2 separate regions of the Homo sapiens genome follow, and region 2 is linked to region 1. Evidence: chromatin contacts called from ENCODE Hi-C or POLR2A ChIA-PET data. All regions are on one chromosome and are shown on one strand. The core of a region is the stretch at or near the end of the contact, and the rest is flanking DNA. Distances in the headings are between cores, read along the strand shown.

Region 1 (5,700 bases), core at 563-3,062:
ATAGTCTTACTCTGTCACCCAGGCTGTAGTGCAGCGGCACAATCTCAGCTCACTGCAACCTCTACCTCCTGGGTTCGAGTGATTCTTGTGCCTCAACCTCCCGAGTAGCTGGGATTACAGGCACGCACCACCACACCTGGCTAATTTTTGTATTTTTAGTACAGACAAGGTTTCACCATGTTGGCCAGGCTGGTCTCGAACTGCCCTCAAGTGATCCGCCCACCTCGACCTCCCAAAGGTCTGGGTTTACAGACATGAGCCACCACACCCAGCTAATTTCTTCAGAGATTCTCTTAATATCCTGTATGACAGCATATCACCTGGCTATTGGCGCCAGTCCCCCAAAACCTTTCCCATGGGGCAAGAGTGCCCAGAGCCTTCATGTTACTGCCCAATTTCTTGGAAAGCCCTTCTTTTCTCTACTGATACCCTGCGATGATACTTAAGCATTTCTCTTAACTTTCCCTAGGCTTCCTACTCACCCCCTCAGTCTCCTTCTCCACAAACTGGGGAATTTTGACAAGAATGTTCAGGACTCTATGGACTCCCCATCTCTCCCATGCTGTCTCTGGAAGGTGGGTGTGGGTTAGATGCCATGCTAGGCCCAGCCATGGTAGAGTCTTCTGAGTCTTTCTTTAGCTACCAGGTTTCCACAGTTAGTGAAATTGGAAACTTCTCCTCATTTGACTGCAGCTGGTGAGCTTACTGTTGGTTTTGATTATATTTGTTGTTGAGAGGCAGATTTTTGTGATTCTCTTTCACACGACTAACTGGGAAGCACCAAAAATGAAATCTCTCCCTCTGCCTTCTTGTGGAGACAGATCTTAAATATGTAAATAAACAAGAAAGTTTCAAAGCATTGCAACAGAAATAAAATACAAGGAAAGCAACATCTCTTTTGGTTTGTCTTACTAGCTTTACCTTCCTTACTCCCTGGAACTATCATTTATAGGGATCTAGCCCTATAAATGACAAGTTGTTGCTTTAGTTGGATGCTGTGAAGCTCTAAATAAAACTGCTCCTAAGTGGATTGTGATGTCACACTTAATAAAAACTTTATTTTATGGGATAGTCATGGGAACAATGACAGGTTAGACACACTAATCTGTCTCCAGGTGGTGGGCAGGGGTCGGGGGGAAGGGAGTCCTCATCTCTAGCATTTACAAATTTCTGTAGTATAAATACTTATGCCATGCTGATTTCAAGCTACTAACGATTTAATAACTGGCTTGAAAACTCCTAAATATTAAAAAAAAAAAAAAAAGAAAACTCCTAAATATTTAACAGTGGGCTCTTGTAAGTCAATACAAGACAGCAAAAGCCAAGCCCTTCAGTCTGTGCCCCATTGGGGCTGCTACTCTGGGACCTAAGCTCCAGTTCTCATTTTCAGAGTGGCCTTGAACAAGTTATATAACTGTTCTTAGTCTCCATATTTTCATTTTTATAAAAGGATCAATAATATGATAGAAATGTATGATGGTTAGATCCCATAATGTTTGGTTCATAAAATCTTCCTAATTCATCAAGCACATACATGATAGAGGGGGAGAGGTCTATCATGAGCTGAGCTGTGAACTTGAGATTCTGAGGAGCTTCAGAATAAATGAAGACAGGTTCCTGCACTCACTCCCCATATAATTCATTTGTTAAACTGCATCCCCTCTCATTCCCTCCCTCTTTCTCACATGCATACATGTCCAGTTGAAGCCACCTGAATGTCCGATGTTGAAAGCTCAGTTTCCCGCTGTTGTCCTGACTTCCTTAGGGAGTTTTGATGAGTCATTCTGGCTCCGAGCCCCGCCACTTCCTCCTCCTGCAGAGGAAGCTCATTTTCAGCACTCACACCCACAAACCACACAGGAAAGCGAGAAGTGGGATTAAGTGAAAATGTTGAGCTCCTTCCATCGCCTCTGGTCCACTATTATACATGATCTTGCCAACTGTTCCTTGACTGTGTCTGCAGCTTGTCTGAGAACTGGAGTGGCCCCTGGAGCACACATCCCTGCCTGTGCATTGCCTGGAAAGTCGAGCTCTATAGCCAAGGAAAAACCTCCTGATTGGAAGGCAGAAAGCACTGGGTTTTGATCCAGCTGAACTGGATACAAAGATCTTAGTTTCTTCATCAGCAACCTAGGCATAAATAGTTAGGCATACTTCATAGTGTTATGTAAAGATTAGTTGAGATAATGCATGCAAAATGCTGAGGATAATGCCTGGTACATAGAATATCCTCATATATGTTAGCTAAAATAACAATAATAACCTTTTCTTGAGACAGGGTCTGGCTGTGTCACTCAGGCTGGAGTGCAGTGGCACTATCAGGGCTCTCTGCAGCCTTGACTTCCCAGGCTCAAGCAATCCACGCACTTCAGCCTCCCAAATAGCTGGGACCACAGGCATGCACCACCACACCTGGCTATTTTTTTTTTTCTAGTAGAGATGGGGTCTCACTATGTTACCCAGGCTGGTCTTGAACTTCTGGACTCAGTGATCCTCCCACCTCAGCCTCCCAAAGTGCTGGGAGTGCAGGCGTGAGCCACAGCTCCTGGCCAACAATTATTATCATCATTAAGTAGATCTGCCTAAGGATATCTTTCCAGTCTTTGAGAAGCTTCCCCTATGACTATTTTAAAACGTGTATCCTTTAATAAATTTCAAACTCACTATTCAGGATTTCTTTCACTGAGTTGCTATTTTTTAACTTATCCAAAAGCTCTTTCATAATCTTTTATGCCATTTTGCCGAATAGGAATTTTTCTGTATGGTTTTGCTCTAGATGTCAGTCTAGACTGTTTTGAAAACCTCATACAAGATTTGCTTGTTCTCCAGACATTTATTTATCATTTGATTGAGAAATCTTTTTATCTTTTTTCTATTATTTCCCTTTTTCTTGATTTTTGCAATGCAGATGGAAAAAGGAATCAGTGTTGGGTTGATGGCCATGGGTGCTTAGGAAAGCCTGGATTCATTTATTCATTCCACACACATTTGTTGAGTACATTTCTTATGCCTTTGTGTCAGGCACTACTCTAGGAGATAAGCCCACAGAGAACAAAAACACAGTCCCTAGCTTCAAGGACTTCTGAGACTAAGCAGAAACTACAGACAGATCAACTGGTGATAAATGTGTGGTGTGTTAAGTGCTAGATACAAGAATTCATATACCACTATGGGAACCTGTGGGTCAGAGGGAGCTAAACTGGGAAAGGAGGAGACAGGGAAGTTTTTCTGAAGTTTGCAAGTGACTTTCACGTAAAGAAAGTGGACAAAAAAAATCCCAGGCAGGGCCAGGCACAGTGGCTCACGCCTGTAATCCCAGCACTTTGGAAGGCCAAGGCAGGTGGATCACGAGGTCAGGAGACTGAGACCATCCTGGCTAACACAGTGAAACCCAGTCTCTACTGAAAATACAAAAAAATTAGCGGGGTATGGTGGTGGGCACTTGTAGTCCTAGCTACTTGGGAGGCTGAGGCAGGAGAATGGGGTGAACCCGGAAGGCGGAGCTTGCAGTGAGCCGAGATCGCACCACTGCACTCCAGCCTGGATGACAAAGCGAGACTCTGTCTCAAAAAAAAAAAAAAAAAAAAAAAAAAATTCCCAGGCAGAAGGAGCAATAAACACATAAGCACAAAAACATGAGGGAGCCTGGTCTACCAGCAGCCGCATGTGGTTGTATTTGTTGGAAATTAGGAAGAAGGTAGGGAAGTTCCAGCAGTGGGGCCTTATAAGCCAGGTCAACCTGTTTATAGAACATCCTGATATCAATAGGGAGTGATCGAAAGATTTTAATCAGGGGAATAAAGAGACCAGACTTGTGCTTTGAGAGGTCACTGCAGGAGCGATATGGAAAGACTTAAAGTGGGGAAGTCTGAAGATGGAAGGAGGTAAACACAATGGGTAGAGAACAAGGAGGTTTGAACTGAGGAGACAGCAGTGGGAATGCAGAGAAGTGGAGGGCTATGAGAGAGATGTGAAGCAGCAAACTCAATAGCTCTTGGTGACCAAATAGACATGGTAGATAAGAGAAAAAGAAGAGTCCAAGGATGACTCTTAAATTCTTGGCTTAGGTATCTAAAGACTGTGGTGCCATCCAATGAACAGGAAGCACAGGAGGAAGAATAGATTTAAGGGGTTAAATAATTATTCGTTTTAGATATCTTAGGTTGATTTGCCTGTGATACGTCCAGACCAGACCAGGTGTGGTGGCTCACGCCTATAATCCCAGCACTTTGGGAGGCAAAGACAGGAGGATTGCTTGAGCACAACAGTTCGAGATCAGCCTGGGAAACATGGCAAAACCTCGTCTTCACAAAAAATATGAAAATTAGCCAGGCATGGTGGCATGTACCTTTAGTCCCAGCTACTGGGGAGGCTGAGACTGGAGGATCACTTGAGCCCAGGGAGGTCAAGGCTGCAGTGAGCCAAGATTGCACCATTGCACTCCAGCCTGGGTGACAGCGTGAGGCCCTGTCTCAAAAAATAAAAATAAAAGTAAATGTCCAGGCCAGACAAAAGTGTTTCAAAGTGGTGCAATGTGTCTAGTTTGGAGTTTGAGAGACAGATCTTAGCAGAATACAGGTAGTAATCAAGGTCACAGACATATATAGGGAGTCAGCGGAATGAGAAGAGAATAAACAGTCAAGGAGGAAAGACTGATGCTATGGTTTCCATGTATGTGTCCCTCCAAAATTTACATGTTGGAACTTAAACCACAAGGTGAAGGTATTAAGAGGTGAGGCCACCTGGAGGTGATTAAGCCATCAGGGCTCTGCCCTCATGAGTGGGATGAGTGTCTCTATAAAAGGGCTTGAGGGAGTGAGTTCACCTCTTCTGCCCTTCTGCTTCCTCCACCATGTGAGGATACAGTTTCATCTCTTTGGCCATGTGAAGACACAGCAAGAGGCACTATCTTGGAAGCAGAGAGCAAGTGCTCACCAGACATGGACTCTGCTGACACCTTGATTTTGGACTTCCTAGCCTCCAGAACTGTTGTCTGTAAATTATCCAATACAAGGTAAATTTTGTTATAACAGCAAATAAACGAAGACAACTAGCGACCATAAATAGCAAAAAAGAAGAGAAATAAAAAGGAAAAGCCAAAGAGATAGAAAGGAAATAAGAAGAGTGGGAAACCATATTAATACTTAAGATTTGTGGCCAGGTATGGTGGCTCACTCTTGTAATCCCAGCACTTTGGGAGGCCAAAGTGGGAGGATCACTTGAGCCCAGGAATTCAAGACCAGCCTGGGCAACATAGCAAAATCCTGTCTTTATAAAAAAAAAAGAAAAAAAAACCTACAAAAATGATCTGGTGTGGTGGCAGGCACCTATGGTCCCAGCTACACAGGAGGCTAAGGCAGGAGTTTTGAGCCCAGAAGGTTGAGGCTACAGTGAGCCGTGATTTTGCCACTGCACTCCAGCCTAGGTGACAGAGGTCTCATCTCAAAAAAAAAAAAAAAAAAAAAAAAAGATTTAAGGCTCAGTTCAGGTACCACATTTTCCAGAAAAGCAATTACCTGTCTCCTCCTGACACCGAAGCCCCATCCTATAAAACCCTCAAGGGTATGGTCCAACTTTTACACATCTCCACATCTGTAGAACCTAGAATGGTTTTCTGACACATTGTATCTATTTGGTCCCTCAATATATGTTTTTTCAAAAAAATTGAAATCAAGGGAAGAAAGACACTCAAATGAGAGG
Region 2 (5,434 bases), core at 415-2,914, 45 kb after region 1:
CATCCTCTTTAAATCAGTGGTTTGTGACCTTTTCAAGAAAAAGGAACTCCAGATATTTCCAAATATCATTAATTTCTCAGCCAAAAATGAAGGAGCAAAACAAAACAACTAAGCACTAATTAAACCCATAGGCACTGTTCCTGTTTATAAGGTGTAAAATTATAAAGTATGCTAAAGGCTAACAAAGGAGAAATGTTCTTACCACTACACCTGTCCATGCCTGGGGAAATTATAATATTTAAATTTTACTTCTAATCACTTTTGATCTCACTGGTATTCAAAATGGCACTTTAAGGCCAGGTGTGGTGGCTTACGCCTGTAATCCAATCCCAGCACTTTGGGAGGTTGAGGTGGGTGAATCACCTGAGGTTAGGAGTTCATCCTGACCAACAAGGTGAAACTCCATCTCTACTTAGAGATACACCGGGCGTGGTGGTGCATGCCTGTGATCCCAGCTACTTGGGAGTGAGGCAGGAGAATCATTTGAACCCAGGAGGTGGAGGCTGCAGTGAGCGGAGATGGTGCCACTGCATTCCAGCCTGGGTGACAGAGTGAGACTCTGTCTCAGGAAAAAAAAAATAAATAAATAAAAAAGCCCTTTAGCTAATTGCACCAATCCAGTGAAAATAGTTCTGGAAGCATTTGAAGTAAATTTTATATGTGGAAAGACTAGATATGATTTCCTTATGTTTTTAAATCTCACTACTTAAAATTGAGGTACACTTAAGAAAAAAAATACCCAACAGTCCTCAACATATTCAGACTGCCCCCATGAAAAGTATCCCCAAAGCCTGTTGCTTAAAAAACCCACAATACTTTCCATGAAAACTAAAGCAAAGCAAGGTACTGTGGCCCATGCTTGTGATCTCAGCTACTTGGGAGGCTGAGGTAGAAGGGTCACCTGAGTCTAGGAGTTCAAGGTCAACCTGGGCAACATAGCAAGACACTGTCTTAAAAAAAAAGCCCCAAAGCAGCTGGGTGCAGTGGCTCATGCCTGTAATCCCAACACTCTGGGAGGCTGAGGAGGGTGGATCACCTGAGGTCAGGAGTTCAAGACCAGCCCCCTGGCCAACATGGTGAAACCCCATCTCTACTAAAAATAAAAAAATTAGCTGGGCATGGTGCCTAGCACCTGTAATCCCAGTTACTCGGGAGGCTGAGGCTGGAGAATCTCTTGAACCCAGAAGGCAGAGGTTGCAGTGAGCCAAGATCAAGCCACTGCACTTCAGCTTGGATGACAGAGCGAGACTCTATCTTAAAAAAAAAAAGAAAAAAAAAAACAACCAAAAACCCCTAATGCAATCCCAGATCTTAGGGAAGAGTTTTCAGATAATGAATGTAAAAAGCATTGGGGATAAATATGACTTTTCTAGAGTCCCAGGCACCCAGTGTGTAACAACAGAGTCAAACAATGTTTTCAGACTCTGGGGCATAGCCTGCCTGATATTTTTTTTTTTTTTTTTTTTTGGCAAAACGCTCTCCCCATCTCTCTCTCTCTCTCTCTCTACCCCCCATCTCTCTCTCTCTCTCTCTCTCTCTCTCTATTACCTAGTAAACTACTAGAACAGTGAGACTCAGCACCCACCTGCTTCCCTCATGCAACTCCCACCAGTTACCATGCTAACAGGCTGGGATCAGGTTCCTCATGCAGCTGACTGCATTCAGATGCTGAGCTAGCAAATTTCATGCCAATAAAATTACATCACGGGTGTATTACAAAATGCAGGACTGCTAAAGGAGGGGAACAAGCATAAACACAGACTTGAAGAAACTTTAACCTGGTGTGGTGGCTCACACCTGTAATCCCAGCACTTTGGAAGGCCAAGGCAGGAAGATCACTTGAGCCCAGGAGTTCAAGACTAGCCTGAGCAACACAGTGGGACTCCATCTCTATAAAAAATATTTTAAAACTTAACCAAGTGGGACTAAAGCATGTGCCTTTAGTCCCAGCTACGTGGGAGGATCAATTTAGCCTGGGAGGTGGAGGGTGCGGTGAGCCGAGATTGCGCCACTGCACTCTGGCCTGGGTGAAGAGGGAGACCCTGTCTCAAAAACAAACAAACAAACAAACGACAACAACAACAACAAAAACCAAGAGTCTTTGAGCTACAGTTACATAGGGATAGTCTTAATTCAGAGTTGGGAAGTAGAACTTAAGTTCCGGAGCTGGATGGTAGTGATGGTTGTACAACAATATGAATGGACTTCATGCCACTGAACTGCCCACTTGAGAATGGTTAAGATAGTAAAGTTTATGTGTACTTTATGACAATAAAAAAATTAAGAAAAAAAGTAAAATTTAATTTTCTCCACATATATGTGGATTTGTGATTATGTTGCCCACCACTAAAAAAACCAAGCCCCTAAAAAGACCACATGAGATGGCACAGGCCTTGGCTGAGTATTACCTGAAAGGCTGGATACCTGTCACCCAAAGAGTTCTTTGTATGGTGGCACCTAGGTCAACCTGATTTTGGACAGGCCACATGCTGAGACCTGGTTCTCAGTGGCTAACCTTGCTCTATGCGCAAATGCTAGTGTTGACACTGCAACTCATGTCTATACTTCCATCAAGCCACTTAGAAAAGACAACTAACACTTTGCATCTTCATTTTCCTCAACTGAAAAAATAGAGAAGAGGCAACCTTAAAATAAAAGGCCGAAGAGATGTTAAAACTTTCATTTCCCATATCTTAAACAATCTTGAAGCTTATTTTAAGTTTCAAAGAATAAGGTTAATGAATAAACACAATCTACTCAGGAAAAAAACATTTCTTAAATGTATTTAAAAACACAAATGTTTAGGAGTTATTTATACCTCTATTGTATTGCTTGCTACCAACAATAGAAAATGTGATGACAAACCAGTGACTATAGCCAGAAGTAATTCATGTCACCAAGATAGAAGATAAAAGCAAGAAGCTGTGACGGTGTACACATCTGCTTTGGTCTGAATGTCTGTGTCCTGCCAAATATTTCTATGTTGAAATCCTAATCTCCAAGGTAACAGTATTAGCAGGTAGAATCTTTGGGAAGTGATCAGGACACAACAGTGTAACCCCCATGAATGGGATCAGTGCTGTTATAAAAGAAGGCTGAGAGAGACCCCTGGACCGTTCTACCCTGTGAGGACGCAGTAAGAAGGCACCATCTATGAACCAGGCTCACCAGACACTCAATTTGCTGGTGCCTTGCCCTTGGACTTTCCAGCCTCCAGAACTGTGAGAAATAAATTTCTGTTGTTTATTTTTATTTATTTATTTATTTATTTATTTATTTATTTATTTTGGAGACAGAGTCTCACTCTGTTGCACAGGCTGGAGTGCAGTGGCGCGATCTCAGCTCACTGCAGTCTCCGCCTCCCGGGTTCAGGCCATTCTCCTGCCTCAGCCTCCCGAGTAGCTGGGACTACAGGCACCCACCCGCCTCTACGCCCAGCTAATTTTTTGTATTTTTAGTAGAGACAGCGTTTCACCATGTTAGCCAGGATGGTCTCGATCTAACCTTATGATCTGCCCACCTTGGCCTCCCAAAGTGCTGGGATCACAGGTGTGAGCCACCGCACCCAGCCAATTTCTGTTGTTTATAAGCTACCTAGTTTATGGCATTTTGTTATACCACCTAGAACAGACTAAGACAACACCAGATGGTACTTACAGAAATAACAGACGGGTCTCCACGCTGGGTTTCTGCTTTATCAGGTGACTGGAATTGCACAGGGAGGTAACTTTTATGAGGATCACTAGTAAACACCACCTAGACAGAGAAGAAGTTCCATATTTATGGCAACTCTTACCTTCCTCCAAAAGGTTCCCTCAATATAAAGTTAATTATAATTAAAGCCAGTGGTTGTATTTCTTATTCTGAACTTTTTGTACATATTTCATGACCTAGAATTCCATCTTGATATTCTTAACACAGTAAGTATATATTTGTTCCTCATTTTCTGGAGCAATCCCAGTTTCAAATAAATATTATTCTTGTTGTTCACTTCAGTTCCATAACTGATTAAATAAATGTGCTTTATATTTATATTTAAATCTTTGTAAACATTTTATGGAAAAACAGGCACAAATATTTTTTAAAGTTTTTTTCAGACCATGGTCCCTCAGTCACTCTAGGAATGAGGAAAGAAGTGTAGATAACAAGGACTACCCTGTTAAGAAACGTTTACTAACTTTGAACATGAGCAGGTCTCAACTCCTCTTTGTGACCTGCAAGGCATTCCATAAACAGAGTTGTGCCTTATAGACAGGCCCCTATTTTTCCCTGTGCTGTTACACTCAGGCAGGGCCTCACTTTCCCACAAGCACTCCACCCTCTTCCTTGCCACTCTGCCTTTGCTGATGCTGTTCCCTTCCCAGGAATGCCCTTCCCTTTTCCCTGTACTCCTCCAAATTACTCCCAGTCTCCAAAACCTGTCTCCTCCCTAAGGGCTCTCTTCTCATTCAAAAACACTTAACTCTCACACAATTTAACACTTAGAGGTACACTGTCCATATAAACCAATGTTAAAAACTTCCCTGCAAGAATAAACAATCAGCCGGGCATGGTAGTTCATGCCTGTAATCCCAGCGCTTTGGGGGGCTGAGATGGGTGGATCACCTTAGGTCCGGAGTTCAAGACCAGCCTGGTCAACATGGCGAACTCCAGCCTCTATTAAAAATACAAAAATCAGCCAGGCAGGTGGTACACATCTGTAGTTCCAGCTACTTGGGAGGCTGAGGCAGGAGAATTGCTTGAGCCTGGGCGATGAAGGTTGCAGTGAGCTGAGATCGTACCACTGCTCTCTAGCCTGGGCGACAGAGTGAGACTCCATCTCAAAAAAAACAAAAAACAAAAAATAAACAGTCAAAATGATCCCAAGTCGGAAGCTGGGTAGTTCTTTGAAGTCTCCAAGTTTGGGGTCAAAAATTCCTGTGAATTTTCCTATTTACTCCTAATATAAATGTGTTTGGTTTTGACAGTCAGAACAAAAATTAGGCCGGGCATGGTGGTTCACATCTGTAATCCCAACAATTTGGGAGGCCAAAGTGGGAGGATCGCTTGAGCCCAGGACTTTGAGACCAGCCTAGGCAACATAGTGAGACCCCGCCTCTATATTTAAGAAAAAAAAAATTACCCACAAATTTTCAAGTAAAAGCGATGTTCCCAGCGACTTCAACTACTTTGCAACTGCACAAAGTCAGTAATCAATACATTTTAAAAAAATGAATTCTGATCAATGCTTCATGCACAAAAGATAAAGAATGCTAAGTATGAGTGCATGGAATCATTTAACAACATAGGCCTAGAATATTTCCAATGTTAATTAAATTATTTTTATAAGTTATAATGTTTATTATAGATTATACAAAGTCTCTTCAGTATTGAAGGGTCTTAACAAATCCAGCTTGAGAATTAGGCTGGAAAATTTACTTCCCCACAAAGACTA

Evidence for each region. A loop is a pair of places that touch in the nucleus more often than their neighbours do. ChIA-PET counts read pairs that join two places held with the same protein, here RNA polymerase II (POLR2A). Pooled maps may share reads with other maps.
Region 2: a map of PC-9 shows a loop between it and region 1 (2.8-fold over the local background). The contact joins two enhancer-like sites. A Hi-C loop is called at or near these places in 14 of 168 maps with a recorded cell type or tissue (CD4-positive, alpha-beta memory T cell, PC-3, PC-9 and 8 more) and 9 of 50 pooled maps. POLR2A ChIA-PET finds 5 or more read pairs at or near these places in 12 of 52 experiments (AG04450, BJ, CD4-positive, alpha-beta T cell and 8 more).

The regions. Positions count from the first base shown.
Region 1 is chr9:71,645,564-71,651,263 of GRCh38, forward strand. No RefSeq gene overlaps it. Among named protein-coding and RNA genes, the nearest start is that of CEMIP2, 120 kb to the right of the region's middle. Within about 2 kb of position 1,813, at least 8 of the 41 ENCODE cell types and tissues checked have a DNase peak (open chromatin) inside an H3K27ac peak, as active enhancers do.
Region 2 is chr9:71,690,852-71,696,285 of GRCh38, forward strand. CEMIP2 (cell migration inducing hyaluronidase 2) reads right to left here. Exons shown (of 24, transcript NM_013390.3): 21 at 3,658-3,756. Among named protein-coding and RNA genes, the nearest start is that of CEMIP2, 75 kb to the right of the region's middle. RefSeq lists an enhancer at 1-323. Within about 2 kb of position 1,665, at least 3 of the 41 ENCODE cell types and tissues checked have a DNase peak (open chromatin) inside an H3K27ac peak, as active enhancers do.